Linked DNA regions of Homo sapiens: region 1 is linked to region 2. A link is a contact called in ENCODE Hi-C data. All regions are on one chromosome and are shown on one strand. The core of a region is the stretch at or near the end of the contact, and the rest is flanking DNA. Distances in the headings are between cores, read along the strand shown. Region 1 holds the start of HAGH (hydroxyacylglutathione hydrolase). Region 2 holds the start of CIAO3 (cytosolic iron-sulfur assembly component 3).

Region 1 (6,851 bases), core at 517-3,016, 1.1 Mb before region 2:
GAAAATTTGGTAAACAACGGAAAGTTATCTGGAACATAACTTTCAGTTTTCTCTGCAGTTTTTAAGTGCTGAACTACTGATCATCCTAGAGATAACCCACTGAAAAGTCTTCTCTAATCCAGTTTTACAAAAGGAAAGTCTTTTTAACATTTGGTTTGATAAAATGTTTTCCGAAGAAATACTTTACTTGCCTGTTTTCATTTCTGGCCCACCCGTTCTACTTCACGTTTTCTTGAAGGGTTCATCTTCTATGAGTTGAGGCATAGCAATCTAATCATTTTTAAAATAAATGGTTTCTTTTTTTTTTTTTTTTTTTGAGACGGAGTCTCGCTGTTGCCCAGGAGTACAGTGGCGCAATCTCAGCTCACTGTAAGCTCCGCCTCCCGGGTTCAATTGATTCTCCTGCCTCAGCCTCCAGAGTAGCTGGGACTACAGGCGCCCGCCACCACGCCCGGCTAATTTTTTGTATTTTTAGTAGAGACGGGGTTTCACCCTGTTAGCCAAGATGGTCTGGATCTCCTGACGTCGTGAGCCGCCCGCCTCGGCCTCCCAAAGTGCTGCGATTACAGGCGTGAGCCACCGCGTCCGGCCAATAAATGGTTTCTAATTAAAGGATTGTGACATTTAATAGCCGTTGCTTGCTCTTGTCTTGCTCCCTTCTCTCTCGAAACTTGTTAAGAAATAACTCAATATTCTGGCTTTTCCACTTTAAATGTCATACTGACCAGCCCGTGTATGCCAGCCTCGATCTCATCGTTTTCTTTAACCGGTCCAACTCCCTTTGGCGTCCCAGTCAAGATAATATCTCCTTCTTCCAAGGTTATGATCTTAGAAACATAGCTGATGATGTAGGGGATGGAAAAAATCATGGAGGATGTCTCACCCTCCTGTCTGAGTTCGCCGTTGACCTTGAGCCAGAGCTTCAGCTTGTGAGGGTCAGGGATCTTCTCCTTGGGCACGAACGCGCTGACCGGGCAGGACGCCGTGAAGCTCTTCGCCAGAGTCCAGGGCAGCCCCTTCTTCTTGCACTCGTCCTGCACGTCCCGGGCGGTCATATCCAGGCACAGGGCATAGCCGCCCACGTAGTCCATGGCCGCAGCCTCGGGGACTGCGCGGCAGCGCTTGCCCATCACCACGCCCAGCTCCAGCTCGTGGTGCAGGTTGCGAGTGTACGCGGGCATGAGGATGGGCGAGCCCTCGGGCGCGTAGGCCGTGGACGGCTTCAGGAACAGCACGGGCTCGCTCAACACCGCGCTGCGCATCTCCCTGACGTGGTCCGCGTAGTTCCTCCCCACGCAGACGATGTTCTTTCCCCACTCCCAGAAGCGGGACAATGGCCTGGATGCTGCCATGATTCCCATCAAGTGCCCCTGTAGTCACGTGGGCTGGGCCGGTCAGCTGATGCCTACGGCATCCCGGAGAGGACCAACTGCCTCGGAACGCTGTCCCCCGCAGCGACGGCCCGTTCCACCTCGCGATCTGCCGGGTACCCGGGCGGCGTGGCGCTCGGCCTCCAGGGATCCACTGTGCGGTGCCAAAAAAGAGGCGGAGGCTCGCGGCACAGCTCTCCCGGCGCAGCTCTCGGGCCGCCGCCGCCGCTCCCAGGCCCGTCTCCCGGCCCGTGGCAGTCGGGGCTCGCGGACAAAACAAGTTGAGCGCGAGCGCGTTGATTGGTTGGCGGACGGTGCGAGGTGGACGCTGATTGGCTGAGGGCAGCGCGAGGCGGGCGCTGATTGGCTGCGACGCGCCGACGCCGGTGTTTTGCAGTCCTGGGCAGCTCGGCAGTCCAGCCCGGCCCGGGTCATGGTGGTGGGCCGAGGGCTGCTCGGCCGCCGCAGCCTCGCCGCGCTGGGAGCCGCCTGCGCCCGCCGAGGCCTCGGTGGGTGCGGCGGGGCGGTGCGGGCCGGGGGACGCGGGCCTGGCGGGGCGGGCAGCGGGCGGCGCCGGGCCGTCGTTTGGCGACCGCTGACGCGGTGTCTGTTGCGCAGGTGCCTAAGGCCGCGCTGCCGGGCTCGAGCGGAGGCGGCGCAGGCGCTGAGGCTGGCGCGGAGCGGGCGCGGGGCCGCGGGTGCGGAAAGCGCTAGGTAAGCAGGGCCAGGCCTGCGTCCGCCGCGGCCTCCACGCTCGGGCTGGGCCGGCCGCGCCCCTGACGCCTCCAGGGCATCGCGTCCTGCCCGGGCCGGCGCCGAGGAGAGCCTGGGGCGCGGCTCTGAGGCGCAGCGGGCAGGGCCCCGGGACGCCTGGCCCACCCCGCACCTGCTGCCCCGCTGCAAGGACCGCGGTCTCGCGGCGCCGCCTGCGGTGGTGGAGCTGCCCGCCCGGCGCCGGAGCCCCCGTCTGGGGACCCGGCGTGTCATTCGCCCGAGGTGGTCGCGCGGCCGGGCCAGGCCAGCGCCCCGGGCGGGTGCGCAGCGCAGGGCACTGGGCGGGCGGAGGCGCAGACAGGGAGGCGTCCCTGGCGGTTTCCAGATCTCGCCGAAAGCTGTCAAGGCTCTGCAGGGGGTAGAATGTCGCCATTGCTAAGGAAAGGACATGGATTTTGAGGTCCTCAGAATTACAGTTTTAGGGACATTCATAAGGGTCCAGGCAGAGAGTTCCAGCGGGACTGTGTGCATCGGCAGGGCGTGCGTACCCCATTCTAAGGGAGGCCCCAGCCCCCGTATTTGGTGCCGCCCAGTTCAAGGGAAGCAAGATGCTGTGAAACTTCCTGATTTAAAAAAGAAGTGCAGTGACGCACGCCTGTCATCCCAGCACTTTGGGAGGCCGAGGCGGGAGGATCGCTTGAGTCCAGGAGTTCCAGACCAGCCTGGCAACATGTTGAGACCTCATCGCTACAAAAACTAAACAAAATCAGCCGGGCGTGGTGGCACACAACTGTAGTCTCAGTCACTTTGGAGGCTGAGGTGGGAGGATCGCTTGAGTCCAGGAGGTCGAGGCTGCAGTGACCCTTGATCGCACCACTGCACTGTAGCCTAGGGGACAGAGTGAGACCATATCTCAATTTTTTTTTGTTTTTGGGGCCAAACCGAACATGTTTCTGGACTTGGTCCAGGCCCCAGGCTGCAGGTCCTTGACCTGTTTGTACAAAGTATTACAGTTACAAAACAGCAAGCCGGGAACATTTGCCAGGCAGTGCTGGGCTGAGTGATATGGAAAGGGAATACGGTTTCTGCTGGTGTTGGCACCAGCTGCGTCTTTCCTCAGAAATAAAGGCACCTCCCTGGGTTGTCAGCTTCTTCAGGAGGCTGTGATGGTCTCCAGGGGAGGCTGAGCACCAGTTGTAAATGACATTTTCTTCGCCTGGGCAGTGCAGTGGCCAATCTCGGCTCACTGCAACCTCTGCCTCCCGGGCTCAAGCGAGTCTCCTGCCTCAGCCTCCTGAGTAGCTGGGACTACAGGCGCTCGCCACCACGCCCAGCTAATTTTTGTATTTTTTAGTAGAGACAGGGTTTCACCATATTGGTCAGGCTGGTCTCGAACTCCTGACCCCGCGATCCGCCCGCCTCGGCCTCCCAAAGTGCTGGGATGACAGGCGTGAGCCACCGCACGTGGGCAGTATTTTTGTTTGTAATGTTCTGCTCCTTGTTTGTAATGGAGCTCCTTTCCAGGAGGACGCCCGGCACTCGGAATCCTGTCACAACCCTTCTGCACCCCACCTGCAGCCCCCAGCACCCACACTCTGCTTGTTGTGCTCCTTGGGCTGGGGTGGTGCTGAGGCTAAGGGGAAGGGGAATAACACAGGAAGCTGCTCATATAGAAATCTTGGTATTATTGTTCCTGAGGAGAATGATCTGGAAAATGCCCAGCTGGTTGTCAGGCGGGTAATAGGATATCTTTGTGCAGTGATTGAAACTATAGTTTGGGCAGTTTCCCCGGCTGTGGAAATAAGGTCGGATTCCGCATTTCGGTGGGCCCTGGAGACGCGTGTGTCTGTCAGTTGGTGGCTGCTGCCCATTTCTGGATCCCTTTTGGGAGAAGCCCCTGCCGTGGCACCTACCCCAGGACTGCACTGTCCTCTGCCACCTTCTGTGGTTTCTTCCCCGTGTAGAGCGGAACTGAAGGTATTGTCGGGGCCCCCAGGTATTTTTAGATTTAGTAGGAGTTTCATTGCTGAAAATATTTTTGCATTGGTCGACTGGGTGGCAGACACTTTTGTCCCTTGGTCACCCACTCCTCCCAGCTCTTGGGCCTTCTGGGCCCCTGTGGCAGAGTCCTTTGGGTCAGTTGGATGGTGGTTTTGTGTCCTCCACACTTGAATCTGGGGGCAGTTGTGGCCAACTTTCCGTCTCAAAGGAACTGCTGATTTTTGTGCATATCTCAGATTCGTGCTGTTCAAGAGCAAGTATTGTTTGTTTGTTTTTTTTTTTTTTTGAGACTGTCTCACTCTGTTGCCCAGGCTGGAGTGCAGTAGGGCGATCTTGGCTCACTGAAACTTTCACCTCCCGGATTCAAGCAATTCTCCTGCCTCAGCCTGCCGTCAAGTATTGGTTCTTTCTGGCTAGAGGCTGAGAAGGGCTGTAACTGCATGGAACGCAGGCTCGCTTAGTCAGTGGTGGCAGCACAGCTTGCTGGAGGGCAGATGGCCAGGCGGGGGCACCCCTAGTCTGTGTTCCCTTCTTCACATTCTGTCCCTGAGTCCGGGGTGTGAATAATCCAGCACTGGCAGTGGTTCGCCTCACAATCACAAGCTGGCCTTCCTGTCCTTTTAGAGTTCTCAAAAAAGAAAATAGAGATCGTAAGTCTGAAACAATTGATTTCCATGAATGTGAGCATGAGTTAGTTCCTGTGTTCTCCTCAGGGATATATGAAGATATTCCTTTTTTTTTTTTTTTTTTTTTTTTTTTTTAAGGAACAGGTTATTGTCTTGTCACCCAGGCTGGAGTGCAGTGGCACAGTCATAGCTCACTGCAGCCTCAAACTCCTGGGCTCAAGTGATCCTCCTGCCTCAGCCTCCGGAGTAGCTGGGACCACAGGCATGCACCACCATGCCTGGCTAATTTTTAAATTTGCAAAGACAAGGTCTTGGCTGGTCGCGGTGGCTCACACCTGTCATCCCAGCACTTTGGGAGGCCGAGGTGGGCGGATCACAAGGTCAGGAGATCGAGACCATCCTGGCTAACACCATGAAACCCGTCTCTACTAAAAAATACAAAAAATTAGCCGGGTATGGTGGCGGGCGTCTGTAGTCCCAGCTACTCAGGAGGCTGAGACAGGAGAACGGCGTGAACCTGGGAGGCGGAGCTTGCAGTGAGCCGAGATCGCGCCACTGCACTCCAGCCTGGGCGACAGAGCGAGACTCCGTCTCAAAAAAAAAAGAAAAAAAAAAAGACAAGGTCTTGCTATGTTGCCCAGGCTGGTCTCAAACTCCTGCCCTCAAGCAGTCCTCCCATCTCAGTCTCTTAAAGCGCTGGGATTCCCGGCAAGAACCACCATACCTGGCCAGAATATTCCTTTTCAAAGGAACCTAGAAAGGCTGGGAAGCACTGCAGCTTGCGCGTCCTGTCGTGGAGGGCCTGGCGCGGCTGCCCGCTGAGTTGTGCTCTGTGTCTGCAGGTCCAGCCCTGCTGGGAGTTTTCTGCCACACAGATTTGCGGAAGAACCTGACCGTGGACGAGGGCACCATGAAGGTAGAGGTGCTGCCTGCCCTGACCGACAACTACATGTACCTGGTCATTGATGATGAGACCAAGGAGGCTGCCATTGTGGATCCGGTGCAGCCCCAGAAGGTGCGCATGGCTGTGCCTGGCTCTCCCTGCCCTGGTCACCCAGCTCGGAGTCCTCACCCCCGATGGGTTTCCTAACCGCAGTGTCCTTGCAACTTTGCCTAAGCTAAATGGAAATTAGTCTCCGGCCACTCTGTTAACAGGGCTCCAAGAAGGGTGGAGGCGAGAGGCAGTGACACAGAAAGCGCTGTGCAGTACAATCCTGGGCACTTGAGTCTTCTTGGGGGCTTTCTGCCCCTGCATGCTGCCTCTGGGGGTGGTGCCCTCAGAGCTGGAGGGGCTTGGAGCGGTCGTAGGTGGTTGCAAGAGTGTCAGGCTGAGCAGGAAGGAGAAGGTGCTTTCACTGGCTCTCCTGGAGCAGGGCAAGCTGGCAGGGTCAGGACGGGCCATGTCAGCGGCCCCTCATGGCGTGTCCTGGGTTCTGCTGGGCACCCTACCATATAGGCCAGCAAGCCAGGCCTAGGAGTGTGACAGGCCTTTGTCCTTCCCCGGGGCCACTGCAGGTCGTGGACGCGGCGAGAAAGCACGGGGTGAAACTGACCACAGTGCTCACCACCCACCACCACTGGTAAGTGCCGCGTCTCACCTGGGGGTGTGGGACCTGGCTCACTTCTCGCCCCGGTGGGTTTAGGGACATCAAGGCCTGTCTCCCCCCACGGCTCTGTCTGCTTTGTGAGGACAAGCCCCCAGCAGACTTCTGAGAAAGACCCGGGACTCACCGTAGCCCCCAAGGGGCAAGTCTGGTGCTCAGTGACTCTGAGGCCCCGAGGGTGAGGGGAGAAGGTTACAGCCTTACCCTCAGGCCCCACCCCCCGGCTCTCTCCTGGGCCATGCGGGTTTGTGCCCTGGCACGTTGGCCTCAATGTTGGGGAGGAAATGAGTCTACAGGTGAGTGGTTTTTAAAAAAAAAAAAAACAAAAAAACAAAAAAAAACAAGCAGCCAGCCGGGCACGGTGGCTCATGCCTATAATCCCAGCACTTTGGGAGGCTGAGGTAGTTGGGTCACTTGAGGTCAGGACCAGCCTGGCCAACACGGTGAAACCCAGTCTCTACCGAAAATACAAAAATTAACTGGGCGTGGTGGTGGGCGCCTGTAATCTCAGCTACTCGGGAGGCTGAAGCAGGAGA
Region 2 (2,653 bases), core at 1-2,500:
AAAAGTCCCCATAAAACTGGCCATTAGACATGTAACTGGCCATATGATGCCAGATATACATGTAACTGGCCAGGCGCGGTGGCTCATGCCCGTAATCCCAGCGCTTTGGGAGGCTGAGGTGGGTGGATCACTAGGTAAGGAGTTCAAGACCAGCCTGGCCAACATGGTGAAACCCAGTCTCTAATTAAAACTACAAACATTAGCCGGATGCAATGGCAGGTGACTGTAATCCCAGCTACTCGGGAAGCTGAGGCAGGAGAATTGCTTGAACCCAGGCGGCAGAGGTTGCAGTGAGCCGAGATCGCGCCACTGCACTCCAGCCTGGGCAACAGAGTGAGACTCTGTCTCAAAAAAGAAAAAAAAAAAAGTGAGTCGGGGTCGGGCGCGGTGGCTCACGCCTGTAATCCCAGCACTTTGGGAAGCTGAGGCGGGCAGATCACGAGGTCAGGAGTTCGAGACCATCCTGGCTAACACGGTGAAACCCCGTCTCTACTAAAAATACAAAAAATTAGCCGGGCGTGGTGGTGGGCGCCTGTAGTCCCAGCTACTCGGGAGGCTGAGGCAGGAGAATCGCTTGAACCCAGGAGGTAGAGCTTGCAGTGAGCCGAGATCGCGCCATTGCACTCCAGCCTGGACGACAGAGCGAGACTCTGTCTCAAAAAAAGAAAAAAACGAAAAGCGAGTCGGCCCACAGGGTCCTGTTTCAGGGTCTCCCAGGGGCATGGACTTTTCCAGACTGGTCTCCAAGATAACAGAAAAAGGGGCTGGAGGCCCTGGGAGCGGCTCCCCAGGAAGGGGAGACCTCGTGCCTATCCATGCTTTCTTCCCTGCCTGAATTCCCCAACACGAGCTGAGCGCCTCCTGTGTGCCAGGCGCGTTCCGGGTTCTTGGGTTGCATCCGGGAGCACCTGGTCCGCAGGTACGCAGAGGATGAGGAAATGGACGGAGCCAGATCCCCTCCGCTTCCTTGTGAAGGCGGAGAGACTCCGGGGCCGGAGCTGCGGCGCTGGCCCGACCAACCCCTGCGCCCCCTGCACCCCAACCCGGGGCCTGGGGCGCGCGGGAGGTGGACGAAGCGGTAGGTCCCGGGTTCCCGCGAGGTGGGCGGGGAGCCGCAGCGCCGGGGCTCGTCAGCAGAGGGCGCCGGCCCCGGGACGAGGTGCGCATGCGTCCTGGGGGCGCTTTCCGGCAGCGTGGCGGAACCAGCCACTTCGTTTCGCGCCGTTTAGCGACACCTGCGCGCGGCGGCAGTGCGGCCGTCATGGCGTCGCCCTTCAGCGGGGCGCTGCAGCTGACGGACCTGGATGACTTCATCGGGCCGTCTCAGGTGGGCCGGCCTGGGCGGGCGGGGTCGAGGCTGCGCTCGGTGCCCTGTCGCGCGGAGGGAAATTGCTCTGCGCCCCACTTCCTCCCCTGAGGAATGAGATCCGAATCCCGGGAGCCCGGTCTGGGCCGTCAGGGACTCTATCGACCCGGGCGCGGGGCCTCAGACACTGAGGCCCGCTTCTTACCAACAAGGAAACTGAGGCCAGGGAGGGCGGCGCCCCCCAACCCGCTCCTGTGCCCCATGGTGTCCGGGCGGGCTGCGTGGGAGGGTCCCGTGGTCGCGGGCTCGCGCCGGCCTGCCCAACCCAGAGGAGGCAGCAGAGGCGGCTCCCACACATCCCTAACCCTAACCCGACCCCTGGGTCGCAGCTGGAGGGCGGCGGGGCCCGGGCCGGGGCCTCTTCCCCTTCCCCTGCGCAGGACGCCTTGTCAGGCCTCAGGACCCCCAAGCCACAGCCTTTGCATCTGCATAAACGGGTGCGGTGGGGACCCCACCTCATTTGAGGGCAGTAGGGGCGGCCCGCTAGACGCCCCGCAGTGGCTCCTCAGTAGAGCTGTCCTTAACGTCGCCCTGGTGGGCCGGACAGCTACCCTTGAACCCGGGAGGCTGCAGGCGCCCTTTTCTGGGTGCACCTGCCTGTCCATGTCCAACAGCCCCGCGGGGCCAGAGCTGAGCAGGGCGAGAGGCGGGCTGCTGGGAGCGCTTCCGGCAGGGATGAGCTGGGAGGCGGCTTTCTGGGCTGCCAGGGTTCTCAAGGAGAAGAGAGAGAAATCCACTTGTTTCCCGGGCACTGAGCAGGAGGTGGTCTCCAAACAGATCCAAGCACACGTCCTCTCGATGGGCAGTGCAACTCTGGTCTCTGTGGTGGTCACGCCCCCTGTTCACGTGAAGGGTGAAGGTCAGTGTTGGTGGTGTCTCCGCAGGTGGGTAGTTTGCAGGCGCTGTTAGCACTGGCCTTCCTGCACACTGGGAACTTCAGTGCCGCAGGATGTTGGGAACCCGATCCCTGGGTGAGAGCAGTGGGGCAGGAAGAAGACGGTGGGACCAGCCTCAGTCCCTGAGTGCATGGCTCCTGGCAGAGCCTTCAGGCTGTGCGGCTGGGCAGCCATCCTTGAGGCCTGGCCTCCCAGGGAACCTCCGCCCACTCACAGGGGCTGATTTGGGGTCTCTTCCTGCTCTAGGAGTGCATCAAGCCTGTCAAAGTGGAAAAAAGGGCGGGAAGTGGCGTGGCCAAGATTCGCATTGAAGATGACGGGAGCTACTTCCAAATTAACCAAGTAAGGCACAGGAGGCTGCTCCACCATCTCTCCTGCCCGGCTGATCCGA

The links. Hi-C counts contacts between places; a loop is a spot of excess contacts on that map. Pooled maps may share reads with other maps.
Region 1: a map with no recorded cell type shows a loop between it and region 2 (13-fold over the local background). The contact joins the promoter of HAGH here to the promoter of CIAO3 in region 2. A Hi-C loop is called at or near these places in 2 of 37 single-sample maps with no recorded cell type and 2 of 50 pooled maps.

Annotation. Positions count from the first base shown.
Region 1 is chr16:1,821,740-1,828,590 of GRCh38, reverse strand. HAGH (hydroxyacylglutathione hydrolase) reads left to right here and starts at 1,766. Exons shown (of 9, transcript NM_005326.6): 1 at 1,766-1,879; 2 at 5,554-5,726; 3 at 6,227-6,291. The coding sequence starts at 1,804. FAHD1 (fumarylacetoacetate hydrolase domain containing 1) reads right to left here and starts at 1,385. Exons shown (of 1, transcript NM_031208.4): 1 at 1-1,385. The coding sequence starts at 1,352. The coding sequence ends at 687. RefSeq lists enhancers at 1,166-1,355, 4,620-4,689 and a silencer at 1,446-2,415.
Region 2 is chr16:739,594-742,246 of GRCh38, reverse strand. CIAO3 (cytosolic iron-sulfur assembly component 3) reads left to right here and starts at 1,250. Exons shown (of 11, transcript NM_022493.3): 1 at 1,250-1,327; 2 at 2,509-2,604. The coding sequence starts at 1,262. RefSeq lists silencers at 845-1,124, 1,195-1,254, 1,625-1,924 and an enhancer at 1,108-1,703.